Regions from separate parts of the Mus musculus genome. Here region 2 is linked to region 1. A link is a loop called in an ENCODE intact Hi-C map of the cell type or tissue named here. Cell type or tissue: heart. All regions are shown on one strand. Links, peaks and the distances in the headings refer to the core of each region. The heading gives the core; the rest is flanking DNA.

Evidence for each region. Peaks named below come from ENCODE experiments on the same cell type or tissue, not always from the same donor. Only the 100,000 strongest peaks of a DNase experiment are listed, where the experiment ranks them.
Region 2: a loop joins it to region 1, with 1.9 times the contacts of the local background. A loop is called at or near these places in 2 of 42 quality-filtered maps.

The regions. Positions count from the first base shown.
Region 1 is chr16:22,764,532-22,769,857 of GRCm38, forward strand. No RefSeq gene overlaps it. Among named protein-coding and RNA genes, the nearest start is that of Gm30416, 25 kb to the right of the region's middle. In heart, for the core only: a CTCF peak has its summit at 3,126; a DNase peak (open chromatin) is centred at 2,560; H3K27ac peaks cover 406 bases.
Region 2 is chr16:22,696,416-22,701,741 of GRCm38, forward strand. No RefSeq gene overlaps it. Among named protein-coding and RNA genes, the nearest start is that of Dgkg, 42 kb to the left of the region's middle. In heart, for the core only: no CTCF peak of the experiment used is centred there; a DNase peak (open chromatin) is centred at 2,746.

The sequences.
Region 1 (5,326 bases), core at 99-5,098:
ACTATATTCAGTAAACATGCTGAGCTGCCAGGGTGCCTCTACTTTTCCATTAGAGAATCCAGATGACCCAATCCAAGATTTTCTGTGTCTGTGTGTCCATTTGTTTGAGTTTTTAAAAATTCCCTCACTATCCATCAAATAGATTCCTGGAGCCATGAAAAGTGGAGCTTTGGGGAATTTTAGGGGAATAAAATAGTAGAAAATGTAATGTGTGTGTGTGTGTGTGTGTGTGTGTGTCTGTGTGTGTGTGTGTGTGTGTGTGTGTGTGTGTGTGTGTAATGCAATATTTTTTTCTTGGAAACTCCAATGTTTATACAAGAAAGGAAGCATAAGCTTGATTGAAGAGTGAGGGTTAAATAGAGTGTTGATTTAACTACATGTTGTGATATAACTCTGTCTGGGAACTGCAGGAGGGAAGAAAGGATATAGGAGTGATAAAACCTCATCTACCACAGAGGAAATAAATAATAACTGATAATAGCAGGCTGAGAGTTAAAGGGGAATTGAGGCAAAGGCTAGAAGAGCTGGGTAAAGAGTGAGGGTCGTTATCTCTAAGGAACAACAGTGAAGGACAGTAAGTGAAGGAGTGAGTAGAAGGTGGGTGTTTTCAACATGGTCATTTTAGGATAATTTGGCTTTCAAGCTTGCATATATGACATTTTGATTTTTAGAAATTAATAATTCATGAAACCAATCTTTGTTAGCTTTAATTGTCCATTTGATGCACTGAGAAGGGAGTCTCAAAGAATTTTACAGAGCAGGGTGTCCTATGGGCATATCTGTGAATAATTATGCTAATGGTTAATGGATGTAGAATGACCTAGGCTACTGTGGGCAGCACCATCCCTAGGCAGATAATCCCGGACTGTATAAGAAAGCCAAATAGGCACGGGCCTCAGAGTGAGCCAACAAGAAGTGTTACTCCATGGTTTCTATCCCGAGTTCCTGCTTGAGTTCCCTCAGTGATGGAGCCTGGAAATGTAAGCCAGATAAGCCGCTCCTCATCTAAATGACTTTTGTCAAGGTATTTTATCACAGTTGCAGAAAGGAAGCTGCAACAACTACTATTAAAGATTTGGGGCTGACTTGCCGGAATCCATGAATAAAGCCAAAGATAACATCAGCTCCTCACAGCATCCAAGTAAGCAAGCATTCAAAGTGTGTCAGAAAGTAGTGTTGCAATTCTAGTGAGCGAAGAGTCCGTCAGACTTTGCCAGAGCACCGCTTGTCCAGAGTTGGCCGGGGTTTCTCTTGTGTCAAGTGTGACATTTAGATTCGACACTATGGCTCAGCTGAAGTGAAAAAGAAATGTGTAGTGGCTGTTTGCCTGTCAACTTGCTTCGTCTTTTAAATGAAAACCTATATATTGTCCCACTCACAAGCCCCACTCCTTGGAATCTGTCTGATGGACACAAGACCCAGGGGAATTTATTCATTGATAAATATGCAATGATATTCGTGGCAATTAATTGACCAAACACAGAATTTAAATCTGGGAAACGGAGTGGAGATGGCTCAGTGGTTACAATGGCTGCTATTGCAGAGGACCTGGGTTCGACTCCTAGAACCTACGTGGTGGCTCACAATCTTTTGTAACTTCAGCTCCAGAGAATCTGATGCTCCTCTGGCATCCACAGGAACCAGGCAAACACATGGTGCACATGCGGGCAAGCCGGCAAAATGCTCATACGCATAAAATTTTAAAAATCAAAAATAAAATCTTCTTTTAAAAATTGAGGAGAGGGGATGACAAGTTAGCAAAAAGTAACATCACTAGGAGCTAAATTAATAAAAGGAATTATATTTGTAGCTAAAGACTGAAGACATTTCTAGAATACACTCTTTCAATTATTGTCTTTTCCTGCTTCCCTTGTTTCTAGACAAAGCAGTAGAAATCAATCAATCAATCAGGGATTGATTATTGGAGATTACATAGAACCAGAAGGAGAGTGGGAGCAGGGAGGTAAAAAAAAAAAAAAAAAAAGGAGCCCTCCAAGCTAAGTCTAGAGACTCGGGGCCTGTCATCTAAGCTACCTGGGATGCTGAGATGCTGAGACAGAGGACCACAAGCTAAAGGCCTGTGTGGACTGCAGAGTGGGTTTAATCCAGCCTGGCAACTTTTTGAGGACCTGTCTCAAAATAGAAAGTCAAGGGGTTGGGGCCAGAAGTCTATAGCTCGGTGATAGAACTCTAGTAATTTTCAGGGCCTGAACTCATTCCCCAAATTTGGTTATTGTCTGCCTGCCGATGGTGCTGTTTCCCTGTTACAGGCTGTGTCTGAGCCAAAGCTCCTAACCCTCCTCACGTGACTGAGAGATCGCTCGGGCCAGCCCACGGAGCATGTACAGGAACAGGAACAAACAGGGACCTTCTTCTTCTCTCAGGCCTATTCACATCTTAGGAGGGCCAGCGCGGTCACAAATGGCACCGGATGAGGAGAACTCCGCCTTTACTCCCCACCCCCACCCCCCTGGGAGCCTATGGAAACCTTTCAAGAGCAAGATGCGGGATCCTTGCGGCTTCCAGCTCCTGTCATCACATAGCCTGCCCGTGCCTTCTGTGAAACTATTTCTTCAGATGCTCCGGGCCAGCAAAATTCCCACAGCAGAAAAGTAGGCGGAAGTCATGACATAAATGTTCTAGAGGCCGGCAGAGCGGTGACCCTGTTCTCCAGGGTGCATTCTGCCCCACACTGGGTTCTCGGGATGACAAAATTAGACTTGGAACCAACTCTTTTAACTTGGCTCATAGTAACTGTACATACTCACGGGGTAAGACTGATATTTTAATTCATGTAACCATGTGTGGTGATTTAGTCAGAAGGCAAATCTAGCCCTTCAAATATTTATCATTTCCTCATAATGATAACATTCAAAACCCTCTCTTCCAGCTGATTTGGAACGTACAATAATTCTTTAAAAGTTTTGCATATATTTATTGTATCTCTGAGCATGAAGTGGGATTGGTGGCTTGGACATGTATGGCACAGAGTGAGTGTGGAGGTCAGGACAACCCGCATGAGTCAGCTCTTTTCTTCCACCAAGTAGGTTCCAGGGATTGAACTGCAGTCCTCAGGCTTGGCAGCAAGTGCCTTTACCCAAGGAACCACCTTGTCTGCCCCCTACAGTAAATTCTTGTTACTACAGACAACCTCCTAAGAACATTATTCCTCATTCCTCTTATTTAACTGTAGCTTTGCCGTTGCTAGTCAATCCTAGTTTCTCTCTGTTGCTGTGACAAACACCAGACACAGAGCAACTTAGGGGAGTTAGGACATATTTGACTTGTAATTCCATGTTATAGTCCATTATTGTGAAAGAGTCAGTTCAAATACTTAAATCACCATATCTATAGTCAAGAGCAGAGAGAGCATAAATGCTTGGATCCTTGCTTGCTCGCTCTTTCCTCTCTTATTTCAGGCTCCCCTCCCTGGGATGACACCACCCAAAATTGGCTGGGCCAAATAACAATTAAGACCATCCCCCACATACATGTCCATTGGCCAACCTCATCTTCTGGGAACCTTTCTTCCCAGGTGATTGTAAGTTATGACATGCTAGGATTTAAAGTGAGACATTATACACAGGGTATCTTCCTATCTCTCTTCTTGCGAGCAGAGACCAGGGAGCCTTGAAGTCTCCATGTTAGGAGATACTTCACAGGTCCTGTCTCCATGCTTAAGTGATGGAGATTTCTCACAAGGATGCATTGGTGTCTCCGTACCACCCTGAAAATGTGCTTGTGTAGAGACTGTGAGAAACCTCGGTGGCTTCCCACTTCCAAAACCACAAAGGAGGCAAGACAAGCCCCATTCTAGGCATTATTCCCTACTACTCCTGGAACTTCCTCCTAGCATTGATGGACCCTGAAAACTTCATCCTCCATCTGAGAAGGTCTTGAAGGATAAAGGGAAGGAGCTAGAAAGAGAAGAGGAAGACCTGGAAGCTACAGATGCCGTTGCACTGGTCCAAAGGCTCTCTGAGAGAAACAAGAGAAAACAGGACATTCTTTCTCTGCACTGCATAACTATGGACTATTTTAGTTGGTATTTTTGCCTCCTCACATTTTTTGGCTTTTATATCTAAAACAAATAAATAAAAACAGCCTGTTCTGTGAACTCTATAGAATGTGAGCTAATTTGGTCCCGTCCTTTCTCCGTCCATTTGTAGGCTCTGTCCATAGTCCATGAGCATTAGAAAATAACTTATCACCCACTCAACTCCCCGTCTTATTCTTAAAAGAAAATATTTATATTATGCCAGTGGAAGGGTTTCCATGGCAGTGATGACTACAACACCATCATCGCCTTAGCAACCGGATGAATTTGTCTTGAATGAGTCGAAATCCCCTTTACAGACAAATAAGGAAAATTTGTCCAAAGTGCGGTGGGTGTTGGGGAAGCCCTGAGAGATGTTTGTTCACCCACTGCCTAGTTCTCCCTCTGGCTCCTACTCTGACATGGCCCTTCCTGCTCCTTTGAGCCCTCTTTATGGCTCCTTTTCTAGTACCCAATATTCAGATCCTCGGGGGAGAAAGCAAAGGGCTACAGATTGGCATTCAAAACCATGCCAAAGATAGCAGGAGGGAGAAGAAAGACGTGCTGTCTCTTCTATAGAGAGGCCTGCAGCTCAACCCTGGAGACCAATGCACAAGTTTTCTGCTCTCAGTTCAAAAGCATCTCTGAGGAGAAAGTTTTACAAGATGGTTCTGTCCTGCGATGGTGGAATGGCATAGCATGTTGGCAAGTCTCCTTTTCAGGCCTTGGTTTCCTCATCTCTGGAGTGTGGATCTTACACCCAAGGAATTTTGTATGAAACCAGATATAACACCATCTCTCCCAACGCCACTAGGGAGGTCCCTTAGCTGGTCTGTCGGAACTGCATGAAGAGCCCTGAGACAAGAAGAGCTAATCTTCCACGAGAGCCTTTCCAGCTGTAAGCCCCACACTCATCCTTGACCAGGCTGTGACCCGTGGGGTGAGCACTAGATGTCACGGTGTGACTTCTCCTAAAGGGGCTTCAGTGAGCTGGTGACAAAAAATAAATAAACAGCCCTCTCTGGGAAGCACAGAGCCCATGTAATGGACCCCAAGGACATAGCTCAGTGTCACTCAGAGCCAGCTCTGGAATGTGCTTTCCCCTTTCCTCACTGAAGAGCAGCTTGGAAAGCCAGGCGTGCTGACCTGTTTCCTTCAGCTCCCACTTCTGACACAGAAGCTGATGTAAAAGAGGGGAAAGGGCAGTTTTAGTCGTTTTTGCTGGTGGGCAGGGAAAACACTTGCAAACACTAGGAACACGCCCCCCCCTCCCCCCCCTCCCCCCCCCCC
Region 2 (5,326 bases), core at 171-5,170, 68 kb before region 1:
CATGAGGTAGCCCAGGTTGGTCAAGAACTCAAAGTCCTTCTGCCTCGGCCTTCAGATGCTGAGTCTGCAGGTGTCCATTATGACGCCTCACCATTCTTTTTAATTATGATTTTTAAATTTGTAGTAGTTCACATAGTTTCTAAATTTATGACTTATGAATTTGGTGTTTCTGGAATTCTACATTTATACTTTTGGGCCAATTGACCACAGGTTACTGAATCCATGGAAAATGAGGCTGTAAATCACAGGCATTGCTTCACTGGGCTTAGCTATGTGTGGGAGGGACTCTGTGAGATATCTGGGGATGTTGGTAGAGGATTGTGAGGCTAAGGCATAGAGAAAGAGCTAGAGACATAACTGAAGCTCACCGTAAGGTGGAAAGATACCAAGAGGGTATCATACAGTGTGCGTCACAAGATTGCTGATGTATTGGCTTCCCATCACTACAATAGGATGCCTGATACAAGCAACTTATGAAGCAAAGAGGTTTATTTTGGCTAACGGTTCTGAGTTCAAGCCAAGATCAGGTAGTTACGCTTGTTTAGGCCTCCAGAAACATTTACACCACATGGTAGGAATGCCTGTATGATGGAGCGCTCAGTCTAAACCAGAAGCCAGAGGCTATAATTCCCTGCAGGACCTTAAGGCCTTCCAGAGGCCAACTGCTACAAAGTCCACAGGTTCTGTCTTTTTCTTTTTGAGTAGAATTTAAGACGGAGTTTCATGTACCCCATGCTTGTCTCAGATTTACTGTTCAGCCAGGGACCTTAAAATCCTGATATTCCTGTCCCAGGTGCTGGGACTGTAAACATGTCACCACTCTTGGCCAACAGGGGCTTTGCTACCAACAGCCCATGGAACAAGCCTTTATCTATGGATCTTTGGAAGACAACACCCAGATTCACATCATAGTGGTGGCTTAATACAATTTCCTAGTCCCTCTTGACAACTTACTTTCAAAAAATAAACTTCACTTTAGTCACAGGATATTTACACAGAACACTCTTCTAGCTTGTGAAAATTAATGATCTTACATTTTTTCTCTTGCAAAGACCTGCCTCGGGTTCTCCTTTTTTCTTAATTACGTTATTATTTCCTACAAAATAATTTAATTTGTTTCTGTCGGGACTGTGTGACATCTATCTGTGCCTGTGGTTTGCAGAGGTCAGTGGTTTTGATCCACAGTTGTCATGGGAGACGGGAAGAGGCCACCTGATTACAGGAAGGATCGTCGCTGCAAACTTGTAGGGCGGGGTCATCTGGTTTGGTTGTTCAGCTTCTTTATTCCTCTTTTCAGTTTAATTGTGGATCTGTAATAGTTTACAAAGACCATAAATTTAAAATATGTAAATATATTTAGCAAGCTGCTTGCTTCATTTAGTTCACATATGCATGGTCCTCATCCCTACTCCAGCCATTCATTGCCATCAGTCTCTCAAGTCCCCTTCCATCCAGCCGCTGCCATCAGTCTCTCAAACCCTCTTCCATTTTCTTCCCCTTCTTCATTTAAAACAAAGCTTTAGAGTATCCTTAGAATTCTTGCCTTGTTTTTAGTTAATATATCCTAGCTATTTTTCCACATCAGAACTCAGATTCTCCATAGCTTATTTCACAGCTTTGCTATTGGTGGACACTCATGTTATTTTCATATGTTCAGTGCTACAGACCAAATACTATAAATCACCTCTGTGCCTGTGTTATTTGCACTCGGGTAAATATACCTGTAAGGCGCATTCCGAGATTCGGGATTCCTGACTTCAGTGTAGCCTGCAAACCAAATAAACCCTTCCCTCTCCCACGTTTCTCTTAGTCATGGTGTTTGTCAGAGTAGCCGGGAAGCAAATAAGACACGGAGTGTATTTTTTATCTTTTCTAATAAATCATTACCTGACCTACTTGTTAATAACTGAACATTTGTTACAACTATTCAATGTGTAAGGTCAGAGGGCCGGGGCTTTGGGAAGTAAGTCATGAGAGTAGATCTCTCAAGAATGGGATGAGTGTACTTATGAGGGGATGGCCCCTCTCCCCACAAGAGCACACAGACAGCAAGTAATTCCTGTGAAGCAGGAAGCCCTCACAGGACACTGAGGATCTGACTGTCTCAGCTTCTAAAGCAGTAGGAATAAAGTCAGTTTTTGCTATTCGTATGCTCTCCATTCTGTGGCTCTTTGTTGTGCTTCCTGAAACCCCACTAACTTCTCACTAGAACTGGAGACTGGGACCTCATTCTTGCAGCAACTCCTTTTCTGAACAGGACTGTGTCAGGTTCCTGCACTGTCCAATTGGTGACTCCTTGTATTGATCCCTGTTACCTCCCACATGGGGCCTCTTCCTTGCCAATGCTGGCCCCTTCCTGAGTTGGGTCTCAGATCTACTAGGTTTGGTCCCTGGGACATTTCCATCCGATTGACTATGCGTGTTCTCCCTCCCCCCCCCCCCCAGTTTCTATGATGAGCCATCTCAAAACCGAAATCGTTTCTGCTTGAATGAAACATTCATGAATTTCTGGGTTTGTATTTAGCAGCAAGGATCCCCGAGCAGGTAGCAGGTCATATGATCACAGTTTGCAAGGGATCCCAGGCCAGTGAATAATGAATGATTCTTCATAACATGTGGCCATACAAAGTCATTAATTTGCTAGAAGTTGCTGTGTCCTGATGCCCCTGAGCCTGAGGGCAGAGCCAAAGTCCTGACTGCATCATGTTGGCACGGTAGAAAGCAGCTGAGCCACTGGAGGCCAGGAGCATTGAGCCAGAACAGAGGTTAGCCTGTCACCATGAATGCGCTGAGGAGGACCAGACATGTTTGCCCTCTGCCAGTAACTGCTCTGTGAAAAAGCACAAGGTTGGCTGCCCACCAAAGACACAGGTTCCCAAATAGAGCCCATGGCCTAGAGGGAGAGGAGAGTCAGCTAAAAATAGCTGTGACGTCTCCTCGCTCGTTTTCTTCTTTCTTTTCATTTTTTATTCTTTAGCAAGTTCACCTAAAATAGTCTGGAAACAGTCCCCCTTCTTCCGGCCCCTGAAGTAGAAAAAGAAAATAGAGAGGTCAGAATATAAAGAATCTAATCTATCCAAACATACCAAGTATCCCTCGAGGGTAACATCTATGTCTACTCCCAGATGAAGGCTGCCCCTCCCCCCCAAAGACCAGGGCCAAAGCCTGTGAGTCTTTGTGGACCAATACAGGCTCTCTCTGGTAGTGGATGGGTGGATGGACTATAGTTTCCATGAAGTTTCCAGGTCCAGGGATCTGGGGAAGCTGCCTCACGTGGTAATGTGCGAAAGCCAGGGTTAGGGTGTCCCATTATACTAACAGAAAGAAGCTACCACTTCGGGTTTAGAGTCAGGAGAGGGAAAGGTTTTCAGAGCCGGCACCTTCTCCAGCCTTGCTTAAAGAGAAAGATGGACTCTCCTTCCTCCTGGCCTCTATCTCTGACATTCTGAAGTGCTGATGTCTCCAGGGCAGTTTGACTCGGGCCTCTCCAGGGATCCTCACTGAGACAGCAGCACTCCTATGATGGGGTGGGAAGGACAAATCCAGAGCCAGGTTCACAGCAGAAGGAGCAAGTCTGACCTTCACAATCAATTCTAGTAACAGCTTGAGTCTGGTCCATGAAGCCATCTGCCCGGATCTGAGATACAGTGATAATTCCATAAGCAGCAGCAGCTTCTTTATTCTATAAAGTGGTGCCATCTACATGATTGAACTTATTTAGCAGCTGCAATGGGGGTGGTGCTCATTGTGTAGATATTGTCACCTCTGTTTTATAGTGGCTGTCAATGAGGCTCACGATGACTTGTTGATGAAAGGTGTACTGTTGGCAAATTTTGGAAAGTTCAGTCCAGGATCTCATCTCTCATCTCCCAGTTCAATATTCTGTCACTACTGTTCAAAACTTTCAGGCGGGGCTGCACCAGAGAAGGGATGCCCCTTGGAACTAAAAACAGGCATTGAGAAGAAGCGTGGCTGTTGCGTGAACACTGGGACTTTTTCAGTTATAATGCCCTCAATGTAATGAAATAACAACAAAAACCTCACAAAAACAACTAAAAGGGGAGAGGGAAGTAATATGTCACTGTTTCAGAGTCTGGGCCCATGGTGAACCAGGACAGAACATGTGGTAGCTGCTACTCACATCCTGGAACACAGGAAGCAGACAAAGGAACCAGGGACCAGACTGAGCCTTCAAAAGCATCCCCCAGTGACCTACCTCCCCAAGCTAAGATCCAGCTCCTAAGAAGTTTCCAAAACCTCCCCAAAATAGCTCTGCCAGGTGAGGACCAAGCATCTAACACACATGCCTATGGGAAGACATTTCCCATTCATATTCATTTCATAACAGTCCCATTGCCAAGTATGGATATTTACTACTGCGTAAATTTGGGCAAGAAGTTACCATTAGAACTTTGTCACATCAGTCAGGACCAAATCAGATAATAGAAATTAAGGTACAATATCTGACATAGAGAAAAGCATGTTATATGTCTTGCTATCTTATTCACCATTGTCCTTATAATGCTTGTCACTATTGTTTTTCATTTAAAATGCATTAGTGTGTGTGTGTGTGTGTGTGTGTGTGTGTGTGTGTGTGTGTGTGATGAAGACATGTGTTTGATGACACACATGTAGAGGTCAGAGGACACCTGTGGCATCAGGTTTCTCCGTCCACCTTTATTTGGGTTCCAAGGACTAGACTAGCATCCCAGATGTGTGCAGCAAGCCCTTTGTCCCCCGAGCATCTCACTACCGTAAATTACTGTTATTTCTTAATAACAGTGCATTATCAACCTGGAAGACTGAAAATGCTGATTTTTACAAAGTTACAAAAAAAATGAGTATAACTTCAAAATTGGTATGCAAAGGCAGAAGGCTGTGTGTATTCCAAAGTGTCATTGACTATTGTAGTTATGTAGAAACTGTGTCCAGCCTAATAAACCCTTCCCTCCATCAGACAGATGCGCAAGCTAAGAGGGTCCCTTGGGTTTGACATCTGGGCAAGAGTTCTTAGATCATAGTCAAAGGTGAATGATGATTTGAGATAGGCCTGGTCAGTCCCCTTCACTGTCTGGGTACCTGTCACCTGCTGCTTATTCTCTCCAGCACTGATTCACCCCACAAATAACTTTTGAGCTCCTCCTATGTGTTATGTGGTGATATATGTGACAGGCTCCTGCCCAGTAGACCATATGGCTGGTTTCCCCGCTCCTGGCATATGGTGCTGGGAACTGGCATAGCTGGTGCTTGCCCCACATGTTTTCTCATTCACCTTTGTCCCTGCCCAGTGACCTTCCAGATGACAGCAGTTTTATATTAGTGTGGC